Linked DNA regions of Mus musculus: region 2 is linked to region 1. A link is a loop called in an ENCODE intact Hi-C map of the cell type or tissue named here. Cell type or tissue: heart. All regions are shown on one strand. Region 1 has its middle 38 kb from the start of Fam3b. Region 2 has its middle 44 kb from the start of Bace2.

Region 1 (4,000 bases):
TTCTCTCACACATGCCCCTTGTCTATCTCTAGACACAGGACAAAGAGGGTCCTTTAGCTAGTGACTGCCAAGCACAAGAGACTGGAAAACAGCACCAGGTGGGGCAGTGAGGGTGAATTAAGATGCCTATCCCTCAATTCCTCATCCTCCTCCTTGGGTCAGGGTCTCACAGTATAGCTCAGGCTGACCTGAAATTCCCATTGTAGAACAGGCCGGCCTCAAACTCACTGCAATCTTCCTGTCTCAGCTTCCTAGTTAGCTCACTCTCTGCCTCATGATCATAGATGAAGGCATGAGCTCTCAACTGTTCTTTTACTCTACCATCATGGCCTGAAACTATGTCAAGTTAAACACTTTCTTTTATACATTGCCTTGGTCAAGGTGTGTTGCCACAGCAATAGAAAAGAAGCCAAGATACTAGCTAAGACTATGTCCCAGACTGGGAACTGAATCTCCAGCTCTCTCTATGTGCACTGGGCCATGCTGACTACAAAGGTACATGGTTCCCTGCAACCAGGAACTGCCAAAATGAAGATAACCCAAACCTTCAGAAAGGGGAATGGATGTGATTGTCTCCATGGCAGCAGCCACCTTTAAGGCCACCTGTCCTTGGGCAGATCTACAACTGGCTGGCAAACAATCCCAGCAATATACATCTATGGGGTCTTGGACACATCTCACCTCTACGTCATCTTCATTTGCTTGAATTCCAGTGTCATATGCACAGTGCCTCTTGACATCTGCACAACAGCAGATGGTAAACACTGAAGTGGAAACTTACGGGTTCTTTGGAAAGTCAATTGTGTTGGATGGTGTTTTGCTGGAGCAAACACATGAAGGAGTGTTTTCCTGAAGGAGTCATAAGTGAAAGACTGAGGCAGACTCATGAAATGTTTCGCTGAAGCAGACACAGGAAAGAGGATGCTCTGCTAAAGCAAGCACTCAAAAGGACACATGATGAAGGATTCTTTGCTAACAACATGCAAGTATTGGTCCACCTTGCATTACATAGTTGAGCTCCATTTGGCAGGACTCTGTGGATTTGGGCTGATTAGATGCATAAGACGTGTGCTGAGGCAAGGACACATGATGTTTGGAGGGTATAAATAGGGCCTGGTGACATGATTGGAGACAGAGCTAGGTTTGCTTATAGAGCTAGCTGTGCAACGCTTGTGGGTCTTGCTTCTTCGCCGATATTTGCTTCCCTGAGAGGGGCACAGTGAAGAACTTCTCCTGGAGTCCATTCCTGGTCCCTCCTGCTGACTCAAGTCAAGGCTGAGGCCTGGCTATCTCTGCTAGGTTGTGCCACCACTGCTGATTCATGTTTGCTATCCTGACTCTATCAAACTGGACAGCTGATGAAGTGTTTTTGGGTGGATGGAGCTGCCACTGCTTGCTAACCTGTGAACTGAACTGCTGATTTTCAGACAACACAGATGGGAGTTGCTCCAGGGAACCTTTCTAGGTCAACTTCCCAGTATCCTTTTTTGTTTTTAAAACAAAGTTTTATTAGATATTTTCTTCATTTACATTCCAAGCCAGTATCCTTTCTTTCTCACTACCTCTAGTGAGTGGTGGGCTAAAAGGGCTGACAGCAACAAAGCTGTCATGAATCAGCCTGTCCTGGGTTGACTCCCAGAGAGAACTCAGCAGCCTCTGGGGCTCTGTCCCAATGTGCTGAGTGACCAGATGTGCAGGGCCGCTGCCCAGCTGCCTGACTCTTCCCAGCTCCAGTTGTTTATCATTTATTATCCATAGCAGCATTTTGTATTTGTGTAAACACTTTGTTTTATTTTGAGACAGTCTTCTTGTGTACCTTGAACTCACAGCAATCCCTGCCTCTATTTCCCAAGTACTGGAATTACAGGTGTGCATTTCAGTGCACAGCTATAAACACTATTTTAAAGCGATTTCACACAGAGATAAAATGTAGCAGAAAGTACAGAACTGTATATGCCATTTCTTCATCCAAGTGCCCACTCCTGTCCTCAGCAGAGAACCTTTAGCTAGCTCAGTGGTAAACCTATAACAGCACACTGTCACCTAGTGGTCACAATTGACGTTTCTACATCACAGTCTGCTCTCAGCTTTGAACAAATACATGATGACAAAGACCATCATTATAGTGGACACCATCACTGCCCTAAGCTCCAGGACAAGATCTACCATGATAGTATTGCTCAGAGCGCCATCAAATACCCAAACCCCAGGGTTCTGGCACTGTCTCCCTTCTCCCACCCTTGGTGATCCCCAATAGCTCTTCTGTCCCCCAAACTGTGCCTTTTTTTTTTTTTTCAGGAATGTTACATAATTCACTCAGCAACTTTGTGATAACCATACCAGTATGAGCTTTCTAGTAGTTTCTGCCTGACCTTGCTTCCTAGAGTTGATTCAGAGCTCAGGACAATCAGAGGCTAATGGCTGAGGTCCACAGCTGAGAATAGCCCTTTGATTAGAATTCTCTTGGTAAGGCAAATTTTGCCTTTGAGGAAAGATATATTACATAAGAAGTTGCTTTTTCGTCAAAAAAAAAAAAAAATGAGCCGATCAGCTTATAACAAAGGTTCCTGTTGGTTCCTTGAGATGCTGGCCCATCACTGTTGAGATTTTGTCTTTTGTAATGCTAAGGGAAGCCTGGGTTGAGGTTTTCCAGGGCTTGGAAAGAGAGGACCTCAAGGCCAAGGAGTGACTGGGCTGGAGTCCTACAGTCCTCTTCAAGACCACACTCCCAATATCCTAACTACCTCTTGCTAGGCCCACCTCTTAGGAGTTCTATAAGCTCCCATTACTGTCACTCTGGGAACAAGTCTCCACTACATGAGCCTTAGGGAATGATTAATAAGCAAACCATTGAAGCTGCTAAAATATGCTGCAGACAGACACAAGTCATGGCCAGTGAGTCCAGGCCTGAAATGGAAAGTCAGGTATAAGCACAGTAGGTGTGAGCACAGTAGGTGTGCCGTCTTTAGCTCACAGTTTTAGTCAGTAGAATAAAAGTAAACACAAGTACCAGATACAAACGTAAAGAAAGGAATCTAGCCAAGGTTACACTCAAAGGTGTGGCCCAGTTCTTTATCCTCTGGAGGGGTTCCAAGCACAGCAGAGACAGTGTTGTAAGAGCAGGTGCCCCCAGAGGCACAAGAGCCCCCGTCCCTGTTCAGTGCTGGGGCTGGACACTAGTGACATTCATCACAACACAAATGCAGCCGAGAGCCGGGTACCAGCTTATGCAACACGAGTGAATCTGCAGTCAATGCCTCAGAGTTTCTTCCCTGACAGTGTGGTCTGTGGGGGTTGACAAAGGGTCAGGTAGAAAGAGTTGCCATGGGAATAGGATAAAAGGCTGGGCATCTTTAAGCCAAAGACCTGAACCCTGCCTGGCTAGGCATGCCCTGAGCCTGTCACCTGACAATCAGAGGGGTCAGCATGCCTTAAAAGGAGATACGATGGAAATGCATTTCCTCCTTTCTTACCCGGAAGATCTGTGGGTACTTAGTGGTTAACAACGCCTACCAACTTGGTTAGTCCTGTAATCAGCTAAGAGACAAGCCTCTGGGCATGTCCATGAGGAAGTGTTTAGGTTAAGTAAATTGAAGAAGACAGGCACACCCAGAATAAGAGCAATACCTTTCCCTGGGCCAATATTCCAGACTGAGAAAAAGAAAGAGAGAGAGAGAGAGAGAGAGAGAGAGAGAGAGAGAGAGAGAGAGAGAGAGAGAGAGAGAGAGAGAGAGAGAGAGAGAAAAGAAAGTAAGCACTAATGGCCATCCCTCTGCTTCCTGACTTTGGATGTAACATGGCCAGCTGCAACCTCCAACCACCTTGACTTCCTTGTCATGATGGACTGTATTCCTAAAACTGAAAGCGAAACTCTTATGTTGCTTTAGTTAGTTCTTTAGTCACAATGAGACAAGTCACTATTATAGGTACCAAAGCCCAAAGGAGTCTGTACAATTGTGCTTAGGGCTTATTTGCACCCAACAGATTTGGGGTCCACAGC
Region 2 (4,000 bases), 150 kb before region 1:
GTGAGTTCTCCCAGAAACAAAGAGCGATTCTGCGTCATCTCCCTCCCCATACCCTGCTTCTGTGGGCATAAAACCTGCCTGGGAAAAATAAAAATTTGACAGCTTGATCAATCAGACTTGCTGTCCGTCCTTGTGTTCCTCACCCCTCATTCTCTCCGCAGGCGGTTCCTCAGACCCTGTCCAACTGTCCCGCAGGCAGAGGCACTAAGGAAGCTCACATACAAATTGTAACCTCAGCACATGACCTTCCCAGGTTGATTTTATTCCAAGAACATTAAATTATATGTCCTGACAACTTTTAGGCTGAAGTTAGTGTCACATTGACACTGTATAAACTACCTCCAGCATCCACCTTAGAATTTTCCATTTTCTCCAGCAGACACTCTGTCTCTACCAGACATTGACTGCTTGCCTCAGGGGACACCATCTTTGTGAGGTCTCAAAGAAACAGGGACAGAGGCTGAGCTGCACCTATTTAACATATCAAAGTGGAGGCTGGTGACTAGTCTCTCCTGGCACCACCAGTCCTTGTTGCAGAGTCCTGGCTCCTCTAGGCACTTCTCACCTTGCCTTGAGCCTGTCTCCTCCAGCTCCTGAGCTTCATTCCTCCCTGCAGTGTCTCTGATTCCTATACAACTTCAGCCATTTTGGCTATGCAGCCTTTTGGTCTCTCTCATGCTCTCAGTCCTGAGATCCCTCCTGCCCACCTCCCCTCCCCTCCCCTCCCCTCCCCTTCCCTCCCCTCTCCTCTCCTCTTTCTCATTTCCTCTCTTGCTCTCCCATCCCCTTCTCCCATGGCCTGGTTCAGTCTACTGGCCCTGTTCAGCCAGGACCTTTCCAGATGCCTCTGGCTATGTTCTCTCTCATGTCTACAGTAAATCTTCTCCCCAACCACACTGTGGAGCAGCCAAGGCCTCGCTTTTCATTCAGTCACCACTACCATTCTACCTTCTGTCTGTTAACCCTCTAACCTATGGTCTATGTGTAAGTGGTAACATGCACTGTTTTTCATGCATGCAATGTTGGAGTATGTACTGGGACGGTCTTTTTATAGCTGAATAATTGTCTGCTGCATGAATCAGATTTGGTTTTTGTGCCATCAACATGTAAGTGCTCTGTGAATCTCTCTCTCTCTCTCTCTCTACACACACACACACACACACACACACACACACACACACACACGGGGGGGGGGGTGTAGGAAAGCAACTGCTGTTTGCTTTCAACTAACCTAGCCACCAGTGGACTAGAAGTCACCCATTCTTCCTCACAGATCCCCTCTTCCAGCTTCTAGCAGTTGATGTCACAGTTAACACCACGAGATTCCCTTTTATAAGCACTCCTTCCTTAAGTGGCACCTTGTACCACCTCCCACTGGTTAATACTGAGCAGGACATTGGCTTCAGCCTTCTCTGTAGCAGCTGCTTGAGAAGTGAACACTTATTAAAAGAGATTCCATGGGAGTGTAGGGAGGGAAGAGAAGAGAGACTTTGCAATCACAGGCTTTTCTTGGGGACAGGCACTTGGGGACATCCAAGGGTGGAACCAAAGGACCGACTCATTGGCTTCAAGACTGGGGTTCTCACACAAGGTGGAAAACAGGTGACAGAGGAGGAAGAGTGACTGGTTAGTGTTCCTTCCTGGAAAGCACAGGGACACGGAGGAGGGAACTGTGGGCATTCAGCTCTGATTATGCATACTCACTGACCGCCAAGCACAACAAGCACTTGGAGATAGACTAACAATCTTTTTTCTTCTGGCCATACTGGACATAGATTTTGGTTCAGCAATGAGCTTCCTTTTCAGAGGATGCAATGCGAAGCTTCCCCAGTAGAGGGCACTAGATGGCCATGAAGGAATACTCGGTCTCTGCCAGGAAGCTGCCTGCTGGAGAGACAGAAGAATGTGGGGTGGGGGTGAAGAGAGGTAGGGGGTTGGGTGGGGGGACACAATGAAAAGAGGCAGAACTAGAGACTCAAAGAGTCGTGAAGAAAGCCTGATGTGAGTAGCCAGGGATGCCTCCTAGGTCCATGATGGGGTCCTGTCTTTTGCTGCCACCAGGGGCCACGTCTGAGTCTGTGGCCCTGCAGAAGTAGGGATCTGTTACTACAAAAAGGCCACGTGGATGCCCCCCGAGGGCTACTCTCCTGGTACATGTTGATGTCTGAGGGCTGTGCAGAACTGGCGTACCCTCGCCTGGACATTGTGGGAGAGCTGGCCCTGGGGAGATGTTAGCAGGAGAGAAAACTCCGCCCCTATCCAGCTGCAGTACTTAGGAGAGCAGATCTGACATTGTGGGTGAGCCAATCCCCCGGAGAGTATGAATGTGGAAGAGTTGGCCCAGCCTCTTGTCTGCTATGTGGTGACATGGGAGAGGGAGAGATGTCCCCCTTTCCCCCTTGCCACCTACAGCAGGCTAGGAGCTGGCCCTGAGGTCACCAGAGCAGGAGAGATCAGAGCCCTGCCCTCATTTGCTGCAGCACAGTAAAGCTGGCCCTGGTTGTGGAGGTTTCAGGAGAGCAGGCCCTGCCTCTTGTCTGCTGTGTCATGACATTGGCAAGAGAGAGATCCCCACCCTCCATTTTGCCCTCACAACTGGCAGCAGGTGGGAAAGTTGACCCTGACCAGGTCATGAGAGCAGAACGGGCCCTTCCCATCACCTGCTGAGTCACTTGGGAGAGCAAGCTCCCTCCTCTCCCCTTCCCTTCCTTGTCCCTTGCCATCTATGGCAGGCAGGAGAGCTGGCCCCACGGTCATGAGAGTGGAAGAACTGTCCATGTCCCTCACAGCTGCAACACTCAGAAGAGCAGGCCCTGCACCTCACCTGGACAGCAGAGTAGAGCTGACCCTGGTGGCAGAGATGGCCTCAAGGTTGTGAGAGTGAGAGAGGCAGTGAGCTGACCAGCTCAGATACCTCTCAGGCCCAAATCTAAGACTTTGAATTGGTCCACCCCAACATCTACCCCTTGATGAACTGCTGGAGTTCATGAAGGGGCCTAAACTCCTGTATCTCCATGACACAGGACAACAGCAGACTATCTGAGAGGAGTCCCAGCGAGCTTCTAGTATCAGTAGAGTGGCAGAAGCCAGAGGCCTTGAACCAGACCAACAAGTCATTCAATGAACATTTGGAAACAAAGAAATGTGGACAAAAAGGGTGTGATGTGGGACACACTATAACACACTGTAGCTTCCACAAGATTTTTTTTTTCTGCAAGGGTGGAGAGTGGACACAAGGGGAGGGGGAGATGACTGGGATTGGGATGCGTGATGTGAAACTCACAAGGAACCAATAAAAAGCTTTAAAAAATAATAAAACACTTAAAAGAGCAAATACATTCTATTTTCCATTTCATTCTTGACCTCTTAAAGTGGGAGGAGTGGACCAAACATTTAAAACTAAAGGAAATGATTTTAAATGCTAACATGGAATTATCACCCATCAAGCTAAGATGATGATCTTAGAAAGAGCTGTTTGCTTTCCTCTGTAGCTAAACATATCCCCTTGAACCTGACCTGCATCTGGTTGCTAGGGCAAGCACCAAATTAATATGTGTTCCTACATGGTGCCCTTAATAAAACCTGAGGAGGCATTTAAAAGTTGAAGAGATGAGAATATTAAAATCATTCCATCACCATCTGAGCACATGAAGGGCCACAAAGCTGGTGTAGACACCAAAGCAGTGTGAATCCACAGGAAAAACTCCTATTTCTTACTCTCCTGCTTTGTAGTTATTGCCTAAAAGATCAGCTTTCACCCTGCTGCACAGTCTCCCTAGGCTTTGCACATGGTCGTCTGAATCTCATGTATATGCTCTGTTATGTGAGCATCTGGCTCCACAGCTATTTCGCAGGGATGAGGGGAGACCCAACTGCTTTCTCCAGGAACCAACCTTGAGATTCTGTAGCTGATAATTATCACTTCATTTGGAAGCTCCCATAAAGCCTGTAGCTGTGACTGCATCATTGCTACCCACTAGCCAATCATGTGAAAGCCTTG

What was found. Peaks named below come from ENCODE experiments on the same cell type or tissue, not always from the same donor. Only the 100,000 strongest peaks of a DNase experiment are listed, where the experiment ranks them.
Region 2: it touches region 1 in a loop (7-fold over the local background); 15 of 42 quality-filtered maps call a loop at or near these places.

What each region holds. Positions count from the first base shown.
Region 1 is chr16:97,464,715-97,468,714 of GRCm38, forward strand. No RefSeq gene overlaps it. Among named protein-coding and RNA genes, the nearest start is that of Fam3b, 38 kb to the right of the region's middle. In heart, a CTCF peak has its summit at 2,048 (motif pointing left); no DNase peak of the experiment used is centred here.
Region 2 is chr16:97,311,218-97,315,217 of GRCm38, forward strand. No RefSeq gene overlaps it. Among named protein-coding and RNA genes, the nearest start is that of Bace2, 44 kb to the right of the region's middle. In heart, CTCF peaks have their summits at 1,819 (motif pointing right) and 2,030; no DNase peak of the experiment used is centred here; H3K27ac peaks cover 723 bases.